Regions from separate parts of the Homo sapiens genome. Here region 1 is linked to region 2. The links are chromatin loops, found by intact Hi-C in ENCODE. Cell type or tissue: breast epithelium. All regions are shown on one strand. Each heading gives the region's core, and the rest is flanking DNA. Links, peaks and the distances in the headings are about the cores only.

Evidence for each region. A loop is a pair of places that touch in the nucleus more often than their neighbours do. Peaks named below come from ENCODE experiments on the same cell type or tissue, not always from the same donor. Only the 100,000 strongest peaks of a DNase experiment are listed, where the experiment ranks them.
Region 1: it touches region 2 in a loop (8-fold over the local background); 1 of 110 quality-filtered maps calls a loop at or near these places.

The regions. Positions count from the first base shown.
Region 1 is chr15:88,067,361-88,079,260 of GRCh38, forward strand. The region is part of intron 13 of NTRK3 (neurotrophic receptor tyrosine kinase 3); the gene reads right to left. Among named protein-coding and RNA genes, the nearest start is that of MIR11181, 130 kb to the left of the region's middle. RefSeq lists an enhancer at 5,645-6,240. In breast epithelium, for the core only: no CTCF peak of the experiment used is centred there; no DNase peak of the experiment used is centred there; H3K27ac peaks cover 59 bases.
Region 2 is chr15:88,216,489-88,228,388 of GRCh38, forward strand. The region is part of intron 3 of NTRK3 (neurotrophic receptor tyrosine kinase 3); the gene reads right to left. Among named protein-coding and RNA genes, the nearest start is that of NTRK3-AS1, 30 kb to the right of the region's middle. In breast epithelium, for the core only: no CTCF peak of the experiment used is centred there; a DNase peak (open chromatin) is centred at 5,588.

The sequences.
Region 1 (11,900 bases), core at 1,813-9,812, 150 kb before region 2:
TTAGATAGAATATCTACCATCCCTCCTGGATCTATTTTCATGTCTCTCTCTGTCTATAGTATTTATCTCTATTTTAACATGACTGCCTATTTTTTTTAACCCTCAAACTGGGACAGTTCCCAGGGGGATGGGTTTTGCCTGCAGTTAAAAGCACGATGTGATTCTACACGTGCTCAGCAGCTAAATTTGTGGTGGGTCAGAGCAGCAGTGCTTGTTCAGCAGAAACATATGAACTTGGGAAAACCAAGAGGTCAGAGAGGACGTGGGAGGGGGCTGAAGGCTCTCTAGACCTGCCCTGGATGAGTCCACCCATTTGAAGGAAGGTGGGGAGAAAAGAGGCCAAAGTTGGTAGAATCTAAATGCACATTCTGGGTTCAAATCCCAGCTCTACCTCTTATTTGAGCTCTCAGTCTCAATTTTCTATAAAATGAGAATCCTGTAAGTCCCTAAGTCACAAGATTGAGGTCAAGATTAAGTGTAATATACATGAAAAGTCCTTGACACAGGACTTGATGGAGAGCAAGTGCTCATTAATGAAGACTACTGCTCTTCACATGTTGTTATTATCCTCATTATGTTGTTATACCTTTTACAGCAGTTTTTTACAGGATCCACATCTTACGGGCTGTGACTATCTTAGGAAAGAGAATTACCTACATGTATATTCCTACCTCAGGAATAGAGTGGATACTGGGCAAATGTTTAATGACTAAACATAACTACCTAGACTCTTTCTTTAAGTGATACAAGAAAGAAAAGGTGAGGATACAGAACACTATTAAGGTTTATGGCCAGGTGCAGTGGCTCACGTCTGTTACCCCAGCACTTTGGGAGGCTGAGGAGAGGGGATCACTTGAGGCCAGGAGTTCGAGACCAGCCTGGACAACATGGTGAAACCACATCTCTACTAAAAACATAAATATTAGCCAGGTGTGGTGGTGCTCACCTGTAATCCCAGCTACTCAGGAGGCTGAGGAAGAGAATTGCTTGAACCCGGGAGGTGGAGGCTGCAGTGAGCCAAGATTGTGCCATTGCACTCCAGCCTGGGCGAGAGAGGGAAACTCCATCTCAAAAAAACAAAACAAAACAAAACAAAACAAAAAAACACTATTAAGGTTTAGAAAAAGGAATACTTTGACTACCAGCACTGGGCAGCTTCATGTTCAACAAAGCATGCAAGATATTAACTGAGACTTTAAAAGCCAAGATATAGGGCTCAGAAAGGATAGACAAGGCAAGCAGCTGCTGTGAGGTCAACAAAAGCTGAATCAAAGGCCTGCCAAAAAGCAGCAAGGGGTCTTGCTGGGGTTTGCATGGCAGATCTGCACTGAACCCACTTAGCATGGGCCCGTGGCTATCCTGCTCAGCAACTCAGGACAGTAGGGTAGGGGTCGTCAAAGCAGGCAGAGCAAGAAGGGCAAGGAGGGAGCAGATTTTGGGGCTCCAGGGAGATGCCATTTACTGGCTAACAATGGGGTTTGTCTCGATGGGGAAGCAAATGGAGCCAAGAGGACCCAGGTATCAGAGGAGACCAAGAGATTAGAGGTCAAGGTAGGGTACAAAAAGGAAAGTAGAGCAGGAAGAAGGAAGAAAGAGAGGTAGGTACGTCTGGATTGAAGAGAAATTCCAAGCCACAAAGCAAGCCAAGAACTGGCTATTATGGGGCTGTAATGGAGTGTACATGAAGGTCACCGGCAAGGAAGGCTTAATCATGGGGAGATGAAGACTGCCAAAAGTTATCAACATTGCAGCCTCAGATCTTGAAACTTCAGTCCCACTCTCAAGTCCTACAGTAGAAGCATGAAACTTTAGGACAACCTTGCAGAAAGAGATCAATCATAACCACCTCTGGGCAAGTTCCTCTTGCCTTCTCAATCCAAAGTGGCATCACCATATAAAAGGTTGTCAGAAAGGAGGCTGTATGAGCTCATGGTAGAGCACCCCAAAGACCTATGATTATTATTTCAAGTCCTGGTTTGCTACCATCTTGATGAGTCACATTCAACAAGTTTTTCCAGAGTAGGGAAAGAATTAAAGGTATTAATTAAGACTACCAGAACTACACAGAAAACTGAGGTGGCATGCTAACACCTGGGATTCCAAGGATGATGCAGCGGTGTCAGGGGGAGCAATGGAAGTGTGGAGCCTGGGTGTAGGCAGAGCTACACCGGAACCTCCCGTGAAGAAGCATGCTTCTTGGAGAGGAATGCCAATGGAAGATGCTAAGGAGCAAGAAGCAGAACACTATCACTCAGGATCCAGAGATGCCCAGGCCTGTGTTAACAGGGCTGGAGGCAGATGGGGCCACGATATGAAGGAAATTGGCACAGAACACGTAGGATTTTGCTTCCAAACTGCCAGATGCCAGCTCCAGCTTTCCATCTGCCTCTTCTCATTCTCTCCTTTAGTGTTTCACTGTTTACATGGTACACGTCCAAATACATTTGCTGAACTCACAGAGGGAAGCTGGCTTGGTGAAAAGGCCAGGGATCTCAGGCCCCGAACAGCCCAGAAATACAAGGTGCCTCCTCTCTGGCACTTGGAAAGTCAGAACTCACAGGTCGCTGTTGAGAGTCTAGGGCGATCTCAGAAAGATCCAGGACACCACAGGAAGGGATACACTTGTTACTGCAGAACATGTTGCAACCTCAGCTGCCCCAAATCCATCTCACAGCTGTTTCTTTTTGCTCCCTTCTTCCTTCCTGCCAGCATCCTTCAGTGCTACCATGTGATTCAGGGTTATCAATAGAGAAATATGAGACGTCCTCTATGAATTTAACAGAAAACTGGCCTCTATGGGCAATGCTATTCTAAAAACGAATGAGAAGAGGAGAAAAGGTAAAGACTAGAAGGAGATCTAGGAAGTACCAAATGCCCTGAGATCTAGCAGCCTTGGGCAGTTTCCTTAGAGTTACCTCTGCCAGGTCTACCAGAGACAGCAAGAGCCCTCCTCTTTCCCTTCAAGCTCCTGCCTTGATCGTCCCCCAACTTGAGCCAGAAGGAAGGCAAGCAGGGGCGGGCTACCCACAGAGAGGGGCGCTGGGGTCTCTGTGGGCATTCTGGCCATTCACATACAGAGTCATCACAGGTCTGGATGTGGTGAAAGGAGCAGAGAAACATGACAAGGGATACAGAGGCAGAAATCAGCTTTGCTTCCTTCAATTAGAGAAGGTCATGTCAGGAGGACTCCTTAAATTCAAGTGGCCAAAAATCAGCCCTAGTCCAAACTCCCATTCCCAGATCCACTCCCCTCCTTCCTTCCTGATCTCCAGTAGCCTCTCCTCACTCCCCTCCACCCACTCCCCCAGCCCAGTGAAACTCAAGCCCAACCACCTGTCCACTCAACATCCACCTAGGTCTGCAGGGAAGCCTGGTAGTAAAAGCCTGAGCCAGCACCACAGCAAAATGTTTCTTCTTGTCTTGAACTAGAAATCAGTGAATGATGTTCTTGACAACAAGGGGCCTCAGGACCACATTTAACCAGCACCCAAAAAGAAAAGCCATAACCAAAACCCAAGGAGAGAGAAAAGGAAGGCAAGATAAAAAGGAGGAGGAGAAGGAAGATTCCTAGCCCTCTAGCAGAAAAACAGATAAATAAAGGCTATTAGGAAATAAATAAAAGATACAGAAAGAGACATCAGCCTGGGCCTGGAATGATTTTTTTCTCTTGCTGTAGTAATGATCTGATTAGGGTTCAATCCTACTGCATTCTTCATGTCCTAACTCATCTTCACTGAGTCTAAACTGCCCAGGGAAGAAGGATGGCAGTCATGCAGGAGGCAGCTCCGATTAAGTCCCAGGCCCGATGAACTGAGGATTGCACATACCTCCTTGCACCTGAGGCCCGAGGACTCACTGCATCCCAGCGATGAGGGCAGAAGCGGGTGCTACTTTCCTCCTGACTGACTCTGCAGGGAGCAGCCTGGCTGGGAGGCCTCTCTTCACCTTGCCTGCTTCCTTCCTGAGCACAAGCTGCAGGTGGAGGGAGCCACAGTGCCTGCTGCCGAGATTTCAACCTGTCACTTCTGTTTGGGTTTCTCTTCCAGTGTGTCAGTCTCACTTGGCCAAGGCCAGAATACCAGGGAAGTTATATGGGCTGGCACAAGCTAATGCATCCAAGAGCAGCACCTTTATCTCTGAACAGCTACATCAGTGCTTCTGATACAGCTGAGATAAGGAAAAAGGAACAGATATTTATTGTGCACCTATTATGGTTAGGCAGCATACTGCTTGATTTTATGAACATAATTTCAATCTGAGCAGTGGGCCTAAGAGGTAAGACGTTATTATTCCCATTTTATAGCTAGGATCGCTGAGGGAGACTAAATAACATACTCCAAGTTACATAGCTTGAAAGCGCTGATGCTCCTTATGGGAGAATACTAGAGAAAATGGATTGACTACCTATGCTATAAAGGACCACAACTGTGCCAGAAGTAGGAATTAGCAGGCAGAGAATTTTTGTTTTTGTGTTTGCTCTTCTGAGGCCCCATACTCCTTGCCTCTGTCCAGCTTTTGAGTCCTCTTTTGGTGCCTTGGCTCTTAGTAGTTCCTGCCCTGGCAGAGTAACACAGTCCATGGAGAATCCTGGAAAGATTTCCAGGGTTCCAGGGTTCTCACAGACCCCAGGCAAAATCAAACATCTTTTTTTTTTTTTTTTTTTGAGATGGAGTCTTGCACTGTTGCCCTGACTGGAGTGCAGTGGTGTGATCTCGGCTCCCTGTAACCTCCGCCTCCCGGGTTCAAGGAATTCTCCTGCCTCAGCCTCCTGAGTAGCTGGGATTACAGGCACCGCCACCATGCCTGGCTAATTTTTTGTATTTTCAGTAGAGATGGGGTTTCACTATGTTGGTCAGACTGGTCTCGAACTCCTGACCTCATGATCCGACTGCCTCAGCCTCCCAAAGTGCTGGGATTACAGGCATAAGCTACCGCGCCTGGCCCCAAACATCCTTTTCATACTCCCCTCAGGGGCTCTCGGGAGTCCCAGAGCAGAGTGACGCAGACCAGCTCAGCTCAGGGCTGATTTTGGTTTTCTTTGAATCAATTACAGTGCAAGACACTGAAAGGCAACTAGCAATTTATTCCGGAGAGGGAGAGGTCTCACTCTTCCAAGTCTTTCATCAGGCTGAGGTTGCCCTTTTCTTCTTTCCGTTGTTGTTTTTCATTTTATTTCCTTCTTTATTTTTTAACTGCTTTGAGTCACATTTAAGCAAGACAGCCAAAAGCTCCAGGCCATCTAGAAATAAACACAGTTTATTCTTATTGTAACACAGTTAATGCACAATTTGATGAGACACCCTTGGTTTGAAGAATTCAGGGAAGTTGTACCAAGAGGGCAGAGGTATGATGGGCACTTGAAGGCTGAGAGGTTTGGCAACCTGGCTTTTGGGGGAGAGGCTAATAAGGACTGCCAGGCTGAGGAGCAAGAGAGGGAAAGCGGGCAGTGCTGGCTGGGCCACAGCAGGAAGCCATCATGGGCCAATCCGGAGTTATGCGTGTTCTTTTTCCTGGCAGCCCAGCATCAGCCCAGTCAAGACAGCTCACCTTCAGAGGAGAGAAAAACCAAGCATTTATTAAGCATCAACCATTAGTTTATTCAATCCTCACAACAATCTTAGAAGCCCATAGTTCCCATTTGACAGATGGGAAAAATGGGGCTCAGGTAGCTTGAGGGTCACGGAGTGGTGAGACAGGCTTTGCTCTCATGCCTGACAGATCCCAGAGCTATTAATAACATTGGTGTAAAGACACCTGCGGTTCTCAAAGCCTGGTTCTCAGACCAGCAGCATCAGCCTCACCTGGGATCTTGTTAAAAATGCACATTCTTGGGTTCCATCCTTCTCCCACAATTGGAAGAGAAACTCTGGGGCAGGGGCCCAGCGATCTGCCTGTTAACAAGCCCTCTGTGTAATGCTAATGTAGATTGTTCAAGAGCATTCAGCTGACTGGGAAGCATGGCCTAAAACAGTGATTCCCATAGTGTGAGCCCCAGGTCAGCAGCAGCAGCATCACCTGGAAACTGGTGAGAAAGTCAAGCTCCCAGCTTGTTACTGATATACTGAATCCAAGAGTCAGGGGTGGGGCCCAGAGGCGGGTGTTGTCACAAGCCTTTCAGGTGGCTCATAAGCATGCTCAAGCTGGACAACCATGGGCCAGTTTACATCCTGCCGCCCCTTCTTCCAGGAAGGGAGGGCAGTATAAGCAAAGAAAACCCAGAGTGCTTTCCTGTGGGCCATTAACAGCCACCCTTAGGCTGCCCAGGTACAAAATAATGGAGATTCTATAACTCATTAACAAGCTCCAGGAGTTAAATAGTTGAACTTGTTATCTTTGCCTGAAGGACAAAGAGAGAAGAAGGCAAGAGAGAAAATCTAAGGATGCAAGCCCTGGGGGAGGGTCCAGAGTGCTGCAACACCCCCCCGCCCCACCCCGCAGGGAAGAGGAAATAGAGAGGCTTGGTAGGATGGCAAGACAGGGGTGTTCATGGGGGAAGACTGAGAAAAAAGCATGTGTCTCCAATGGTTTGTTTTCTGTTTTTATTTCTTTGTTTGTTTCTTTGTTTCTGGTATTATGTATTCCAGAAGCAACCAGGCAGGAAGATGTGTGGCCTCAGGTAACTCACCAAATGGAAACTGATCTGTAGAAGAAATATACCAGACCAAGGGGGCTTGTCTCTGTCTCTCCGGAATATGCAGGTGCTACCAGCCCCTGATGAACACCGACCATGTGCCAAGCGCCATGGAGCAAGCTTAATGTACACCATTGGGTTTAGTTCTCACTGTAGCCCCCACTTCCCACTTCACAGAAGAGGAGACAGAGACTCAGAGGACTAAGTATTATACTCAAAGTCATACAGCTTGGAAATAAAAGCAGTGTCCTCTCTTGTCTTGCTGCCGGAAAGAACCAGGTGGCCTCTGGTCCAGCTCCATCCATTAGAATGATGAAGTGCATGGCACTGCCCAAAATGGTGGCCACTGGCCACATGTGGTTACTGAGCTCTTGAAATGTGGCTACTTCTTCTGAGAAGCTGGTTTTTAAGTTTTATTTCATTTTAGTTAATTTAAATTGCCCACACACGGCTAGCAGCCATCGTATTGGAGAGTGCAGCTCTAGACCACTGGTGAGTCCCTGTCTCTGACATCAGGCTGATCCTGTCCCCTGGATGACTCAAGCTCCGAGAGAAGTGGAGACAGGATTCTCACCCAGGCCCTAATCATGGAAAGAGCAACAAACACCCTTTGGCTTGGGTCACTCCCACCCAGCATCCTCTTGCTAGTAAATGATGACATCAATAGCCGTATATGATGTGGTTTTCCTGTGGCTCTGCCAAAGAAAATCTCTCTTTTCCTGGACCATCCCATTTCTACCATCAAACTAGAGAAATTCATCTTGATATACAGGTTCCTTGGGATTCGAATTGACAGACCTAGTCAGAAAGCAACGCCGGTCCTTAAATCGTGCTATCTTTAAGGCACAGTGCCAGAGCTCTCAGAACCTCCATTTTCCCATCTGTAAAATGGGAATAAAATAATCACCTATGATAGTTATTGGAATCAAGTGAGCTGATGTATGATGTAAGGGACTTTCTACATCTCCCGGCACCCTTTTCCCCTTACACCCAATTCCACTCCACGATTCCTGTCTGACCTGTAAGCTCCAGGGGGTTGTTCTAACTATTAATGGACTATAAGGCACCTCACATTTCCACCTTAAACAATATCTCCCCAAACTCCTTCTAGAATTAGTGTTGGAACCTACATGTAAACTGTACAGTGACCCTGCAGTGTGCATCCCTCAGCTGCCTGGATCAGCTGGGCCTCCCTGCCATGAACTTGACCACCCTGGCTCCTGCATGCTGGGCCTGAGCCAAGCCCACCCGAGGGCCTGAGCCACCATCCACAGGGTCAACAACTCTATCTGCATGACGTCAGCCCCTGTCTAGCCGGGAACTCAGCGAGGATGTCAAAAATCAAATTAATTTTGCCTTCACCAGTATGACTGTCAATAAAAAGTTATTATTCAGTCAGTAGATGTTTTAATTACCCAAATGTCAAGCACTGTCACCCTCCATTAGCAGCTTAACGGTCCTAATAGACAACGCCCTGAAAGGAACCTCAGGAGAATCCTGAGCCCCACTGTGTCCCTAAAGAGGACCCCAGCAGAGCCACTTCACCCTAACCATTCACATTCCCTTCTTATAAGTCTCCAAAGGAGAAGTCTCCCTTTTTTCTTTATGTTTGTTGTTGTTGTTGTTGTTGTTGCTGTATTTCTAAAAGTCTCTCTCTCGAAGAGCATCCATGTACCTCAAAATTCCCTCCACCCAGCTGCAATTTCTCTTGCTTCGGTTCCATGATGGTTATTTGCAACAACAGTAGATACTGTTTTGTAGGCCACAAAGTAGAGGGACCCTGAGCACCACTTGGTGGGGGCAGGGGGTGTCACATGAGAGTCCCAATTCTACTACTTGCTGACCATGTGCCTGGGGACAAATTATTCAGCTTCCTTGGGCTTCAGTTTCCTCACCTGCGAAATAAGGATAGTCATACGTACTTTCTATGAGATCATGTATGTGAAGCACTAAACTCAGAGCCTGGCACACACTCAGCTTTCAGCTTAGGCTAGACACTGGTTTTGATGGTGGTGGTGCTATTGTTGTAGATTTAGGAAGCATCACAGAGCATGTATTAGTCTGTTCTCATGCTGCTAATAAAGACATACCTGAGACTGCGTAATTTATAAAGAAAAAGAGGTTTAATGGACTCATAGTTCCACTTTGCTGGGGAGGCCTCACAATTATGGCAGAAGGCTAAGGTGGAAGCAAGATATGTTTTACATGGTGGCAGGTAAGAGGATGTGTGCAGGGGAACTGCCCTTTATAAAACCATCAGATCTCATGAGACTTATTCACTATCATAAGACCAGCACTGGAAAACCCACTCCCATGATTCAGTTACCTCCCACTGAGTCCCTCCCACAACATATGGGAATTATAGGAGCCACAATTCAAGATGAGATTTGGGTGGGGAGACAGCCAAACCATATCAGAGCAGATTAAGTGGGATTTCCTCTTTCAAGTCCTCTCCTGACCCCTCACTACATCATCCTCTAATCCCCTAGTGCACCAGATGAGGCTTCTTTCACTGCCTTCATTGATGGTTTCATTTATTCAAATAATATTTCAATGTAAACACCTACCACATGCCAAAAACTGCTCTCAGACAGGGGATACAAGAAGAAAATAGACAGGGAACTTGTCTTCACAGAGCATTAGGAGGGAGCTGATGACTTATCAAGTAAGTATACATATGTAAAAAAAAAAAAAAAAAAAGCACTTAAAGCTGTGACGAATGCAATGAAGGAAAAGTACAGTGTACTATGAGAGAAAGCACAAAGGGGGCCTAACATTATCCAGCAAGCAGGGAACCACAGGTTTTAAAACACTTTTGAGGCTGGGTGCAGTGGCTCATGCCTGCAATCTCAACACTTTGGGAATCCGAGGTGGGTGGATCACCTGAGGTCAGGAGTTTGAGACCAGCCTGGTGAACATGGTGAAACCCCCACCTCTACCAAAAATACAAAAAATTAGCCGGGTGCAGTGCCATGTGCCTGTAGTCCCAGTACTCGGGAGGCTGAGGCATGAGAATCGCTTGAACCTAGGAGGCGGAGGTTGCAACGAGCCGAGATCATGCCACTGCACTCCAGCCAGGGTGACAGAGCTAGACTCCATCAAATAAATAAATAAATAAAACATTTTTGAGGATGAAACTGCATTTCTCCAAGCAGATAAATGAAGGAATGGACAGTTGGATGGATATAAATATTTCTGCTCTACCTTCAGTTGCTAAACTTTCCCCTGGCTTCTGGCCCCTTCCTCCCATTCCTGCTCCCTTCACTGGGTTTTTGCCTTCACTTTCTCTGTTCTCAGCAACATCTTGACCCCAGACCAATGTTTTATCTTGAGTCACGAACTGCATGGCTCAGAAATGCTGCCTGGAATGCCATTTCTTCTCAAAAACCCTTACGTAGCCAACATTTTCCAGTCTGCCTTCCCAGCCCTGCCTCCCCCACCCTCGCCCTCACCCCAGAGTTGTCTCCACGCCTCCCCATGGGAGTTTAAAAATGGAAAGCCACGTGCAAATCAAAACCTTGAGAAACCCGGCACTTTGGAGAAGTAAGCACCTTCCTGGGAAGGTGGTTTATGCCTGAGTCATTTGTCTGGCTACATTAGACTCCAAGGCCTCAGGCAGGGGAACAACGACGACGTTATATCTCCTAGCCTGCTGAACACAGTAGGGGTACTCAACAAATCATAAATAATGACAAGGATGAGGCAGCAAGTGGGAAGACTGAGTGAAACACTCTAAAAACCTCCCTCCTGTACTTGGAGCTGTCACGGAGTTGGGATGTGGCCCCGTTTCCTGCCTGAGCCTCTAGGCAAGGAACTTTACCCTGTTTGTAAAATAACAGGTGGGTCTCCTTCCCAGACACACAACTTAGAAACACTGGCACCAATAACCACACAACACAGCCAACTGAGGACAGAGCAGTGTGGGCTGCAAAGACAGAATCTCACAGGAAATCTCGGATCATGTCCTAACAGGCCCCACAGGCCTCCTGGGCTACAGGGATCCAGCCAGCAGCTCCCATTGGTTTGAGAATGGCAGCAAAGACAGCAACCCCCTGCCCAGGGGCCATGCCTCTAAGAATAGAGGACAAACACATTCAGAGTTGGACAGAAGCTTGAATCTATAAGGTGTATACATCATGTCCTTGAACAGATGGGTCTCTTGACATCTCGGCACCTCCTCAGCTCTGTCCTCTTAGCATGGGCTCAGGGTCTGTTGCAATGTACACCCTATTGTATGTTCTGGGGGTAGAGGTACAGCAATACAGAAAGTCCCTGCTCTCAGGGAGCTTTGTCCTTATTGGCGAAGAAGCACATACCTCACATGGCACGTCCCAACAGGTGCTTCGATAATAGTAAAGTGGGGTTAAAGAAAAGTGGGGTCAGGCCTGGTGCGGTGGCTCACGCCTGTAATCCCGGCACTTCGGGAGGCCTAGGATCACTTGAAGTCAGGAGTTCAAAGACCAGCCTGGCCAACATGGCGAAACCCTGTCTCTACTAAAAATACAAAAATTAGCTGGACATGGTGGTGCACGCCTGTAATCTCAGCTACTCAGGAGGCTGACGCAGGAGAATCACTTGAACCCGGGAGGTGGAGGTTGCAGTGAGCCAAGATCGCACCATTGCACTCCAGCCTGGGCAACAGAGTGAGACTCCATCTCAAAGTTAAAAACAACAACAACAACAAAAGAAAAGTGAGGTAAGTGAAGGCCTCTGCCACCTTGTGACCTCAGAACTGGGACCTAAGCTCAGCAGGGGATGAACCATAAGGAGTCCTGGGGAAGCGACACTCCAGGCAGAGGGAGACACAGGGCAAAGGTCCTAAGGGAAGATGTTCTTCTATATCTGGGCAACAGCAAAAAGGCTGATGTGGCCAGAGTGGACGAGCACGGGGGAAAGTGGCAGGGGCTTAGGTCAGGAGGTGTGGGGCCTTTGGCTTTCCGCTGCATGCGATGGGGCACCCCAGTGGGTCTGAAGGACTGGAGGGAGCCTCACAGTGTGTTCTCAAAGGACCCCTCTGGCTGCTGGGTAGAGATGGGAGTGCAGGGAGCACAGGTGAACAGGTGAACATGGGGAGCCCAGTCGGTGGATGTGGTGTTGGCGGAGGGGTGGCGTTTGCGGGCAGCCTTCACAGCTGTGGAGCAAGAAGGGATGGTGGCAGGAACTAGGTGGTACTTGTGGAGGTGCTGGGAAATGGTTAGACTCGTGACACAGTTTGAAGTCAGAACAAAGAGACTGGGATTAGATGTGAAGTAAGAGAGTCATCAAAGAC
Region 2 (11,900 bases), core at 2,016-10,015:
CGTGCTGGTCATGGCAGGGAGGCGATTCTGCACGACCCCAAATTAGCAGTGAGACCATCCCTTTTGGCAAAGGGCACACAGGAATGGCCAGTGGGAGAGCTGTCTCTGGATCCAAGTGGAGCAGCTGGAACTTCCTCCTGCCACCCAGCCATCCTTCCTAGAACAGGCCTCCATGAGGCACATCCCCTGTGGTGGGTCAAGATGGTGATGGTGACTGCCTGGGGAATGGTTATCACTCCTCTTAGGGGAGCCCAGCATCATCACAAATGCATGTCCTCCTCCCATGGCAAGAGCTCCAGAACTTATTATCCACCCTTCTCTTGAGGAACTGATCTCACCCTTCCTTGCTACAGTTGACTGTGGAATAGCCTCAGGCCCTACTTGTCTTAATCTGCAAGTCCCATTAGGATAAGAACTATATTTGGTGGTGACCCCAAAGTACCAGGGACTGAACTGAACTCAGTGGTTTGAAGTTTGACATTAACAGAGCTTCAAAAAAATGACTCTTATGGCCGATAAGCACATGAAGACATACTTGACATCACTAATCATTACGGAAATGCACATCAAAACCATGAGATGCCACCTCATAACCACTAGGGTGGACACTAAAAAAAACAAAAAATAACAAGAGTTGGTGAGGATGTGGAGACATTAGGCTGCTGGTGGTAATGTAAAATGGTACAACCACTAAGGAAAACAGTGTGGTAGTTCCCCAGTTAAACAAAGAATTGCCATGTAGTCCAACAACTCTACTTCTGGGTAAATGCCCAAAAAGATTAAAGGTCTCAAAGAGATAACTAACGGTATACCCGTGTTCTCAGCAGCCCTGTTCACAATAATCAAAGGGTTAAAGTAACCCGTGTATCCATCGCAGATGAATGGATAACAAAATGTGGTAAATACACACCATGGACTACTATCCAGCCTTAGAAAGGAAGAAAATTCTGACAAACTCTACAGTAGAGATGAACCTTGAGGACATTATGCTAAGTGAAACAAGCCAGTCACAAAAATACAAACGCTGTCCGATTCCACTTACATGAGGTACCTAGAACAGCCAGATTTCTAGAGACAGAAAGTGGTGGTTGCCAGGGGAGGGGGGAATGGGGAAATGAGGAAGAGTTGTTGTTTAATCGCATAGAGTTTCAGTTTTGCAAGATGAAAAGAGTTTGGGAGACCAGTTACACAGCAATGTGGATGTGCTTAACGTTGCTGAGCTGTACACTTAAAAATGGTTAGAATGGTAAATTTTATTATGTGTTTTGTAGCACAATTTTTTTTTTTTGAGGCGGAGTCTCACTCTGTCGCCCAGGCTGGAATGCAATGACACTATCTTGGCTCACTGCAAGCTCCGCCTCCCGGGTTCCCGCCATTCTCCTGCCTCAGCCTCCCGAGTAGCTGGGACTACAGGCGCCCGCCACCGCGTCCGGTTAATTTTTTTTGTATTTTTAATAGAGACGGGGTTTCACCGTTTTAGCACAATTTTTTAAGGCTCTTGTGCCCATTCTCCAGGCCGCCTCTGGGGGTCGCTGTCTTGGACGAACACCTGGACAACAGCAATCTCAACCCTCCCTAAAGACCCACTGTGGGGGCCCAGAACATCTCTGTTCCCCCGAGTTGAATGCAGGTGTGCTTCAAGAAACCATTTCTAGTCTAGCCTGACTACGTCCCTGGGCAAGTCACAGATTCTCTCGTCTGTGAAATGGGAGCATCTGCCTTTGCTATAAACAAGACCACTATGTTGAGGCCTCTGATGGACATTTCTATGCAGCCTCCATAGAAAACCTCCTAAAGAGAAATAAACAAGACTTCTCCATGCAGCTACGGTTGCTGGTGAAGACCCAGGCTATGGGGCCAGGCAGCCTGGGATGTCAACCTTGCCTCTACCACTTATCAGCTCTGTGATCCAGCACAGCTTACTGTGACCCAGCACAGCTTACTGGATCTCTCTGAGCTTACATTTCCTCCTCTGTAAAATGGGATAATAATGCTCATCAACTAGCCCTGTCCTGGGGATTCAAGACAATGCTTGCTAAGGGCTGGGGCACAGAAGGCACTCAATGTTCAATCATAGGACGTGATGATTCTGAGTTTTAACCACCATGCTGTCAGCTGGAGCCCTGTGCACCACTCTTGGGCTCACAGTCTGACTGCAGGGCCTGGGGACCTTGGGAAGCATTATCCCTAGGCACAAGTGACTCTGTTGCTTCTGTGCCCTGCACCATTTCCTGAGCTGCCCGAAAGCTCAATGATGTCATCACCAGGATCAGCACCTGCATCTGCTCCGGTCACAGGAGGCCCTGATGCCGCATTAACCCCTGTGAGAGGTGGAGCTTTAGAGTGCTCAGGAATCCCTTGCCCTAAGAGTTCTCTATTCTCATCCAAATCCACCTGTTTGTAAACCCAGCCAGTATTCCCTTTAAGGCCTTCCTCCATTCCAGTGCCAAGGACCGTCTGTACTGGAGGGGGCATGGCATCACCCACGTGGTCTCTCACAACACAGCCTGGATGACAGATGCCATAGCAACAGCCCTAGCAACAATGACAGGAGACGACCTCTTGGCCACAGACTGGTGGGAAATATGTAAACAACAATCTGCACGCATGAAGGAAAGGCTGTGGAAGGCCTGAGGCAGACCTACATGTGCAGGATGGCACCCGCCTGGGCAGAGAGAGAAGCCCATTAGCAGAGTCCAACTTCCCCCTTCAATATCAAAGCAAAATAATCAATGAAAAAAGACAGGAGGGGCCTAAAATCCTTTTGACCTGCAGCAAATTAAGTTTAATCCTCTCCAGCCAGCTGTGTGGCTGTTTGGGTACAACTGGGCTGTCTACTAGGAAACTGACAGCCCCCTGAAACCCACAGACGGGGGCCAAGAGGAGAAGTCCCAGCCAGCAGCTGGAATGCTGCAACTGATGAGGCATCCCAGAGTCCCTCACTGTGCAGGGCTGGACCCTTGGGGCAGAAGGCTGGCCTCCTGGCCTCAATGCCTATTGGCAATGGAACCAAGCAAAACCTTAGGAGACAGAACCAATCCTGTTTCCCTCACACTGAGCTAAATTCTGGAAGAAACAGTCATTCTCCCTGGATGAAGTCGACTAAACCCAAACTTCTACTAGCCCAGCTGTGAACCAGCACTTCCATTTCCAAAACAGTACATTCTGGTGGGAACTGAAGCTCCTGAAGTGGGTGACTTGTCCAGGCTTCCAGGGGTGGTGGAGGTCAAAATCAAGACTGGAAGAATCTTGATGGTGATGCCTAACACGCACTGAGCACTTCTGAGTGCCAGGCCCTGCACTGAGTGCATTACATCATCTCTCAGCCCATGCTCTCTGCACCCCTCTGAGATGGGCAGCATTATCCCCACTGCACACATGGTGAAGCAAAGGTCTGCAAAATGGCTTGCCCAAGGTCACACAGCTCTCACTGAAGAACTTGCATCCAAACCCAGAAATGCCCGCACCCCCTCCTCTCTTGCTTCTGCTAGCCCAGCCAAAGATGCAGCTATCGACTGCCAGGAGAGAGAGCTTCAAATGCCCAGAGAAAATCCCCAAGTAAATCAGACTACAATTTAATAAGCTTGGGTTTAAAAGAAGGCATAATCAGCAGACTAAAATATAATAAGATAAAATAAAATAAATGAAATAAAGAAATGAAAAAGAATGCCAGTAGCAGGGATGACAATGACCACCATGGCTTTGAGCCACATGTAGGAACCCTGAAAAAGCTCCCCCAAGCAAATCAACCGCTCATGCATTTCTTGGGGTTGTGGAGTCCCATGGCAGGGGTCCTACTGTAGGCACGGAGAGGGGTGATGGCCCACAGGAAAATCCTAGCCTCTCCTACTCAGAAGAATGACCGAAACCTCAAAGGCCACCAAGACAGAGACCTGTGGGTCAGCCCCCAATGGGGCCTGCTGGAGAGAAAACGCCATGGGCTTGCAGGTACAGATGGGAGTTCAAATCTAGGCTCTGCCACTCAGTAGCTGTGTGACGCCAGCAAGTCACTTAAATTTGGAAGCCTCGGATCTGAAAAATAGTGAGAGCAAGGTCCACTGTGTGAGTTGGTGAGAATGAAATGGGTCAGAGATGAGAAGAGGCCCAGCCCTGGAAGGCTCTTGGGAAATGTTGGCAAGAGGAAGGCCCCTTTCCAGGCAGTCACAGGAGCCCACACAGCTTTCAAGCCAGCCATTTCCTGCACATGGCCACAAACACCTGCAGCCAGCTTCTTCCCAGCGAGAGCGGGAACGTCCAAAAGATCTGTCCCTCAAGCCAGAGGAATGCTGGCCACAGGACTCCCCATTCCCACCCCACAGTCAAGCCACTTGAAATAGGACACATCCATAGGAAGTGATCATGGCAGAAAGGTCCCAAGAGATCAACCCGTCCAGAGATCTAAACCCTGGATGCCTCTGAACCTCCAGGGGATACGTCTCAAAAATGCTGATTCTTGGGCTTAACCCCAGAGTACAGGCTCAGAATTCCTGGAATGGGGCTCAGTTCTCTGCATTTTTAACAAACTCTCCTGGGGATTCTGAAACACAGCCAGGGTTGGGAATCTAGTCCAATGCTTTCATTTTAGAAAGAAAGAAACTCTATTGCTGGTGGACTTCATGCGGATTAATTTCAATTACTCTTTTCCTGGTTATAAAGTAATACAGACGTATTGTGGAAAGTCTGGAAAAACTGAAAACATATAAAGAAAAGTAAAGTCACTGGCAATTACGGCTCCCAGAGGTAACCATCTTCAGCCTGAAAGCATTTCCTCCCGTCTTCATTCTTAGAGGATGAGATGATGATGGATGGACAACTTGAATCCTAGCTTTTCTTCACTTAATATTTCACCTTAGGTATTTGCTGATGTCATTACAAATTCATAAGAAAAAAACATCAATAAAGATGAGAAAAATAACAGCAATTTTAACCATGTTACCAAAGTAAATAGCTAGTGAATACCAAGGGCAGAGCCACATAACCTGATCCTGATGCAATGCTTACTTTTTCAACAAGGAGTTTACCGTCAGGTGCGGTGGCTCACGCCTGTAATCCCAACACCTGGGAGGCTGAGGCAGGTGGATCCCTTGAGCCCAGGAGTTTGAGACCAGCCTGGGCAACATGGTGGAACCTCATCTCTATTTAAAAAAATAAAATGTTGAAAATTAAATAATAAAAATGAAATAAAATAAAACAAAGAATTTGCCACCCCTTAACAGAGAGTGCAGGCCAGGGAAAAGAGCACTGAGGCCAGTCCCGTAGTGACGGGTGAATGGGGAGGTGGGAGGGGGGCTTGTTCAATGGCTCACAAGGGCCTGACTAGATTACAACAAACATAAACTAATGACACAGCTGTTGAGACCGATTAGGCTGCACAATAGAAAAATTACAGGATTGTTTGGTCCCAACAATATAAGATTAATTTATCAATACAGCTTACGCGGCACTGCAGAGATAACTGCCAGAACCAGGGCTTCTTGCACACCTTACATGCAACTGGAATCTCTTGGCCACGTACCTGTCATACCTCAAAGCATACCTCAAAGCATGAGCTAGAAAGGCCTGTCATACCTCAAAGCATGAGCTAGAAAGCAGACTTTGCAGCCCATGTTGGGTGAGGCAGTACAGAGGGACTGTTTGCCAACTAACTGGAATGCACGTGGGTCAGAACTCAGAGATTCTCTGTGACACGGGCATAGGAACAGATCCCAGTGCCCAGCTGTAACACATACATGCAACTATATATGACTCTTATGCCAGCTTAGTTCTGAATCTGACACATCACCCACACTAAAACCTCACAACAAGGCTATGCAGCAGGTACTGTTATTATTCCCATTTTACAGAACAGGAAACTGAGACAGGTTCAATGGCTTAGCCAAGGTCACACGGCTGGCAAGAAAAGCAGCTCTAGTGTTCAAATTCAGGCAGGATCCACAGTTTACGTTCCTAACCCTGAAGCTGCCTTTCAATAATACAACAATCATATTTTTTAAAGATATATCATCCCTCATTTTAATCATCCATTTCAGTTTATGGAGCACATTTCTAGAACATTTCACACAGAACGCAGAACATTAATCTTGTGAAACAGCCTGTGATTTCCATTCATAGGTGGGGAAACTGAGGCACATAGAGCTCAAAGACTTGCCCAAGAAGTTTAGGTTGCCCAGTTGTGAGGTGAAAGTAGACAAAACTGCCACTTTCCTGGCACTTTGAGGTGATTGACTGCTTCCTGGAGGTCATGGCCATAATCTGTGACCAGAGTGCCCACTTCTGAAGTGTGGGGTGCCAGGCACTTGGAATTCTCACAATCACCCTAGGAGGCAAGTACCATTATTAACAGCAGATTAAGAAACCGAGGCCCAGGGAGGCTCAATGACTCACTGAACATCCCGCAGTCAGGCAGCGGCGAAGTGAGACCAAGGGGTCCCTGAGGAACCCGCAGGATTCTTTTGGGGTTCTGGACTGCCTCACACTGGGCTGAGAGCCCTCCAAGCTCAAACCAAGAAGTGGGGAGAGGAGGGAGAGGAAGGAGATGGGGCGATGGGGCTGGCAGGAGGGTGGGCGGCAGGGGAGAAAAGGTGCTTGCCTCCCTGCTCCCTCCAGCCAGAGCTGCGGGCTCGGGAGGCGGGTGGGATTGGGCAGAAGGCAGATGTCAGCCACTCCAGCTGGAACACCCCCAGCACACGGCCCCCAGGGCGGACAGTGACTGCTTCCAAATCAGCCGAGTGGAATGTCCTTGACCAGCCGGCCAGGGCAAAGCATCACACCAGGTCACCCGGGAGGACGCAGTGGCCTGTGTCACCAGGCGTGAGTGCTGGAGGAGGGGGCTGGCCGCTGGTCACAGCTGTGCCCCCTGCTGCCTCATTGCTCCCTTCCTCCCCAGAGCCCCTCTCTGCCCACACGCTCAGAGGCAGAAGGAGCAGCTGGCAGGCGAAGACTGCACCAGGGACAAGAAGGCAAAGGCCGTGGGCAACAAGGGTGGGCTTGTGGGGAGTTTTGCAAGGGCCAGAGACTGCGGAGCAGGGCCTGGGTATGCCCAGGGGCCAGAAGCAGGCCTGGGGCAGCCCTAGGTAAGGAGGCAGCATTCACATGTCAGAGAGCCCTGTCCAATGCAACGCCACCACTTCATCGCTCCATGGTCTTGGACAAAGTACTCAACCTTTTGGGGTCTTCCTCTGTGTTTCCTTATATATGTAATGGGCATAATAATACCGTCTACCTCCTTGGGCCACAGGAGGATTCAGTGGGCTACTGCACATTAAAAACCCTTCGCACAGTGCTGGCTGGCCAGGATTGTTATTCACAAGGTAGTAGCAGAAGACTTAGAAAGTTCGGCCCAGGGTAGAGGCTAGAAACCGAGGCAGTGCTCCAAAGGCAGAAGAACAAAGTGACAAGGGACAACCAGGCATGGGAGGTGTTATTAGGAGCAAGATGAGGGCAGTGAGATGGCATTCATTCTGTTGACCAGAGGGAGTTGCAGAGTTAACAGGACACAGAGTTGGCCTCCAGGCAACACTCAAGGTAGCACCCACATAGCTAGGAAGGCCCGGGGCCGGAGACCTATTGTCTGATCTGGTGTGATCTCAGATTCTGCATCTCAGAGCTGGTGCAGATAATGTAAGACAAGAGGCCTGGGCCTCTCGTCCTAAGGATGATACAGTGTCAGAAGGCCCCTTTGTGAGCATGGGGCTGAGAAAGATGAGGCCCCAAGTTCAGATCAGGATGCTCCCTGCAAGGTGAGGGGCCAGCCCTGCACCAGGCACCAGAACTCAGAACCTAGATCTGAAAGGCAGAGACTAGGACAGGCTGAACAGTTGGCCTGCAGAGTCTGAGGCCTGGAGAGCAAGTCGTGAGAACGCTATTTCCCAGCATGAGAAGAACATGCCCAGCAGGTGCAGACAAGTCCCACACAGTCTGCATTCCGGGGCCTCAACAAGCTGGGTCTAAATACTCTCTCCTTCACCTCCCAGCTGAGGGGACCTTGGGTACATTATGAACCGCTAAGCCTCAGTTTCCTCTTCTGTCCAATGAAGCTAATGACAGTATTAATTTGAATTTCAGATAAGCATTGTTATTCCTGAGATCATCTCTATAAAGTCCATAGCAGGGCCTGGAACCTATTAAGACTTCAGTCATCAGGTTCTATCACGACTGTCATTATTCTCACCCATGCTGTTATCTGGCCTGTGACACTGCTTCTACAGCAGAAACGCACTGCCCAGGTACCTACCAGGAGTGCTGCGACTCTGGGAAGGTAGGGTTGATAAGGCACAGCCTGCTGCTGACCTTGAGGTGTCCCTGTCTTGTTAGGGAGGCAGCTACATAAATTATCCTGGCACATGGAGGCAGGCAGAGTGGCAGAGGTGTGCACAAGGCCCTCACTCTTGGCACTGGAGCTGGAGAATCAAACCAACCCCTGGGGAGCAGGGTGTCACTAGTGCAGGACTGCAGTCCCTTGCCTTGCAAAGTGGGCTATTTTGATCCTGTTTGCCTTTTTATTTTCCTATAATGATCTCCACTTTATTTTCCCTTAGTAGTTAGTGAAGTTCTCTTCTTTTAAATGCCAGCCACTACCAAGAGGTTGCGGGAAAGATGATGTTTCTCACAGCGTGGTGGGTAGCGGAGTGTACCCCTGGGCCAGAGGGTGATGGCAGGAATAATGAAAGGGGAAGAAGCCCAAGATGAAACTAAAAGGGACGTGTCAAGGCACCCCAGTGGATCTCTACCCCTGTGCTGCTGGGTTTGCTTTCCAATGCAGGTCGGGGTTTTGCTTGAGTGAGAGAAGACATTTCTGCACAAATACTGGGCTTAAGCAGGTATGGGTTCTCTGCTGGGTGGAGGTGAGCAGGGGCTATACCCTCTGTACTACCCTGATCCTAAAAGAGACCAGCCAGTCAGAGCTGCAGAAGCCACCCATCCCACCTCCTTTCTGCAAACCCCAAAAACCCTCTGTTTTCTGTAGGAGGGACCCCTGGATGCTGTTCAGAGTGGAGAAGGCTCCCAAAGCAAGCTGCAGATGAATGAAGTGGGAGGATGAAGAGTCCAGGAGATGAAGAAGAGAGACAAGATGGGGGACAGGGCAGGGCTGCAGGGCGTGGGAAGCTTCTCTCTTGATATCTCTGTTTTAAGTCATCCACAGTTCCGATTCACAAAGCAGGGTCACAATTATCAGTACAAGCCAGGCACAGCCCACTTCCCCTCTTCTGACAGTGCTGATGTTTCCCAACCAGATCCATGCAGACCAGATCCAAAACCCTCTCCAGAAACTCAGGGAGCCGACAGCCCCGTACACCACACCTCACGGCAGGCAGGAGGAGGGATGGGAGGAGATTGAAGGAAGGGCCAGAACAACAAGGCACAGATCCCTTCCTGGGGGTCCGATAGGCTGCAGTCAGCAGTCACCCGCTACCTAGACATGCACAGCCTGCTGCTGCCTCTGGCCCTGATCTGCTCAGACCCCAGACCCTGGAGAGATGGCCCTTCTAAAGGGCCGAGGTGACAAGACAAGGGCGATCCCAGGAAGCAGTCTGGAAGTCGAGAGAACACTGGATGTGAAGTCAAAGGCATGGTAGGAGTCTTCACTCTGTGATGTCCCCACTGTGCAACACCAGGCAAGTCCTCTTCCTTTCAGGCCTCAGTTTCCTCATCTGTAGAATGCAGGGAGTGAGCCAGACCGTCTCTAAGTCCTTAGCTCTGGGACCAAGAGTCCTAAGCCCAGGGCAGCACCTGCCGGTTGCCCCCTGCAGACCCCTTCCATGGGTTCCTCTCCCTTCATCCCTGCCCTCCAATGCCCTCAGCACATGCTCTCTCCTCCACCCCAGAGGTTGCAGCCACCAGAGCATCCCTCAGGGTAGATCCCAGGAAGTGCCGACTGGATGGTGTGAGTGGATAAGAAACAGGCCACGAGCAGTCCACAAGGTGGCCCTGAGATGCCGGGGAAGGCCAGGCACTGAAGGGCAGTGAGATGACCCACAATGGGGGTGGGTCTCCAGTTCCAACACTCACTTCCTAGAGAACAGTCTGGCTTCTGAAATTTCAGACACAAATTATTCCAGAGGCCAGGGAAGTCCAGCCTCAAAAGTCCCTCCTCCTTGTCCTCAGGCCCCCACTGCCCTCCATCCTGACATACCAGGGGGAGCACTGAGCCATCTCTGGGCCGCACGGCCCCTATGGCTGATGCAAATCTCCATCAAACCCCCACCCCTGCCCCTGGGCCCACACTCACATGGTCTTGTGTCCCGTTCCATTATTAATAAAAGTAACAACAATAATCACACTCAACTTGTAGAGAGCCCTTAGCATTGTACCAGGCCAAGTGTTTTGCAGAAATTATCTTACTTAATCCTCTCAGTCACCCAGTGAAGGAGGGGTGATAGCCCCATTTTACAGAGCAGCAAACTGAGGCTCAGAGAGGTTAAGTATCACTGAGAAGATTTAGAACATCTGACCTGAGCTCTCATCTTCTTTCCACTTTATGTATGCATCTGCACATTCACCTTTTCCACTTTCCCTCCTTTTACAGAGATAGAGGATGCTCTTCTTTTATTTATCCAAAACCCAGCATAAAGTGAGGCTCTGTGGACAGAGATGAACGATGGTGCCCCAGCCTTCCAGGAAATCTCAGCTTCAGTTTGCACCTCTTATTCTCTCTCTCCCAAATCCTCCATGCCCTGCATCCTCCCCGTCGGGTCTCTCCTGCTCCTTCAGGCTCTCCCATCCACTGGCTCTTCCTTTGTGCCCACATTTCCCTTAAAAAGCTGCATTTCCCACCAACCTATCACCAGCTTTCCCTTGGTGTTAGGAGCTGACTGCTGTCCACTCCTCACCCCCAACATAAAATTCATTTGTTGAAGTCCTAGCCCCTACCTAGAGCCTCGGTGTGTGACTGTATTTGGAGATAGAACCTTTAAAGAGGTAATTAAGATACAATGAGGTCATTAGGATGGGCCTTAATCCAATGTGACTGGGTCCTTATAAGAGGAAATGTGGGCAGGTGAAAAGAGAGACACCGGGGACATGTGCACACAGAAGGATGACCAGGTGAAGGGGCAGCAAGAAGGCCGCCATCTGCAAGCCAAGGAGAGAGGCCCTAGAGGAACCCAGTCCTGCTGGCTCCTTGATGTTGGACTTCCAGCCTCTAGAACGGTGAGGAATCCACTTCTTCTGTTTAAGACACCCAGTCTGTGGGACTTCGTTATGGCAGCAGCAGCAGATTAACACACCTGGTAACCAAACCCTCAGGGGAACACTCACTGCCCGTTCCTCCCTCCCCCTTTACCCACCTCAGTTCTGGGCCACTGAGGTCGCTGACCACTACCCTCCCCCTAGAAGCTGCATGCCCCTCGCAGCAGTACCAAGCATTCCCCTTGCTAGCTCACTCCCGTGGGTCCTTTCTCCTTACTCCTGTATCCAGATGGAAACAGGGTTCTCACCTTGGCCCTCCTCCCTTCTTCATGTTCACTGGCATCCTTGGCTTCAGCCCTCACCTCTAGACACATAATTCACTAACCTGCAGGCCTGGTTTTTATGCCCAAGCCAGCCCAGAAACTCCAACTGCTGGCAGACATCTGCCTCTGGATTTCCAGGCCAAACCTAAACCCAATGTGTGAAACCAGAATCATGCTTTTCCTTCTCATATCCACTCCCTGCTGATCTTCCTCTATCTCTGGGCACGTCACTCCCCTCTCTCCTGGGCTCCCCACTGGAAATCCCAGCACTGAGAATCCATGCATGCCCCCTCAGCTCAAATCCTGCCACTCTGACCTCCATGCCATTTCTCTCTCCCACCCCCTCTTCCTATATCTGATTTTCATCCCTCCATCTGGAGAGATTCCACACCTCCCGCTGGATCTCCCCATCCTGGCTGTCTGCTACTTCCAATCCATGGCTGGCTGTTA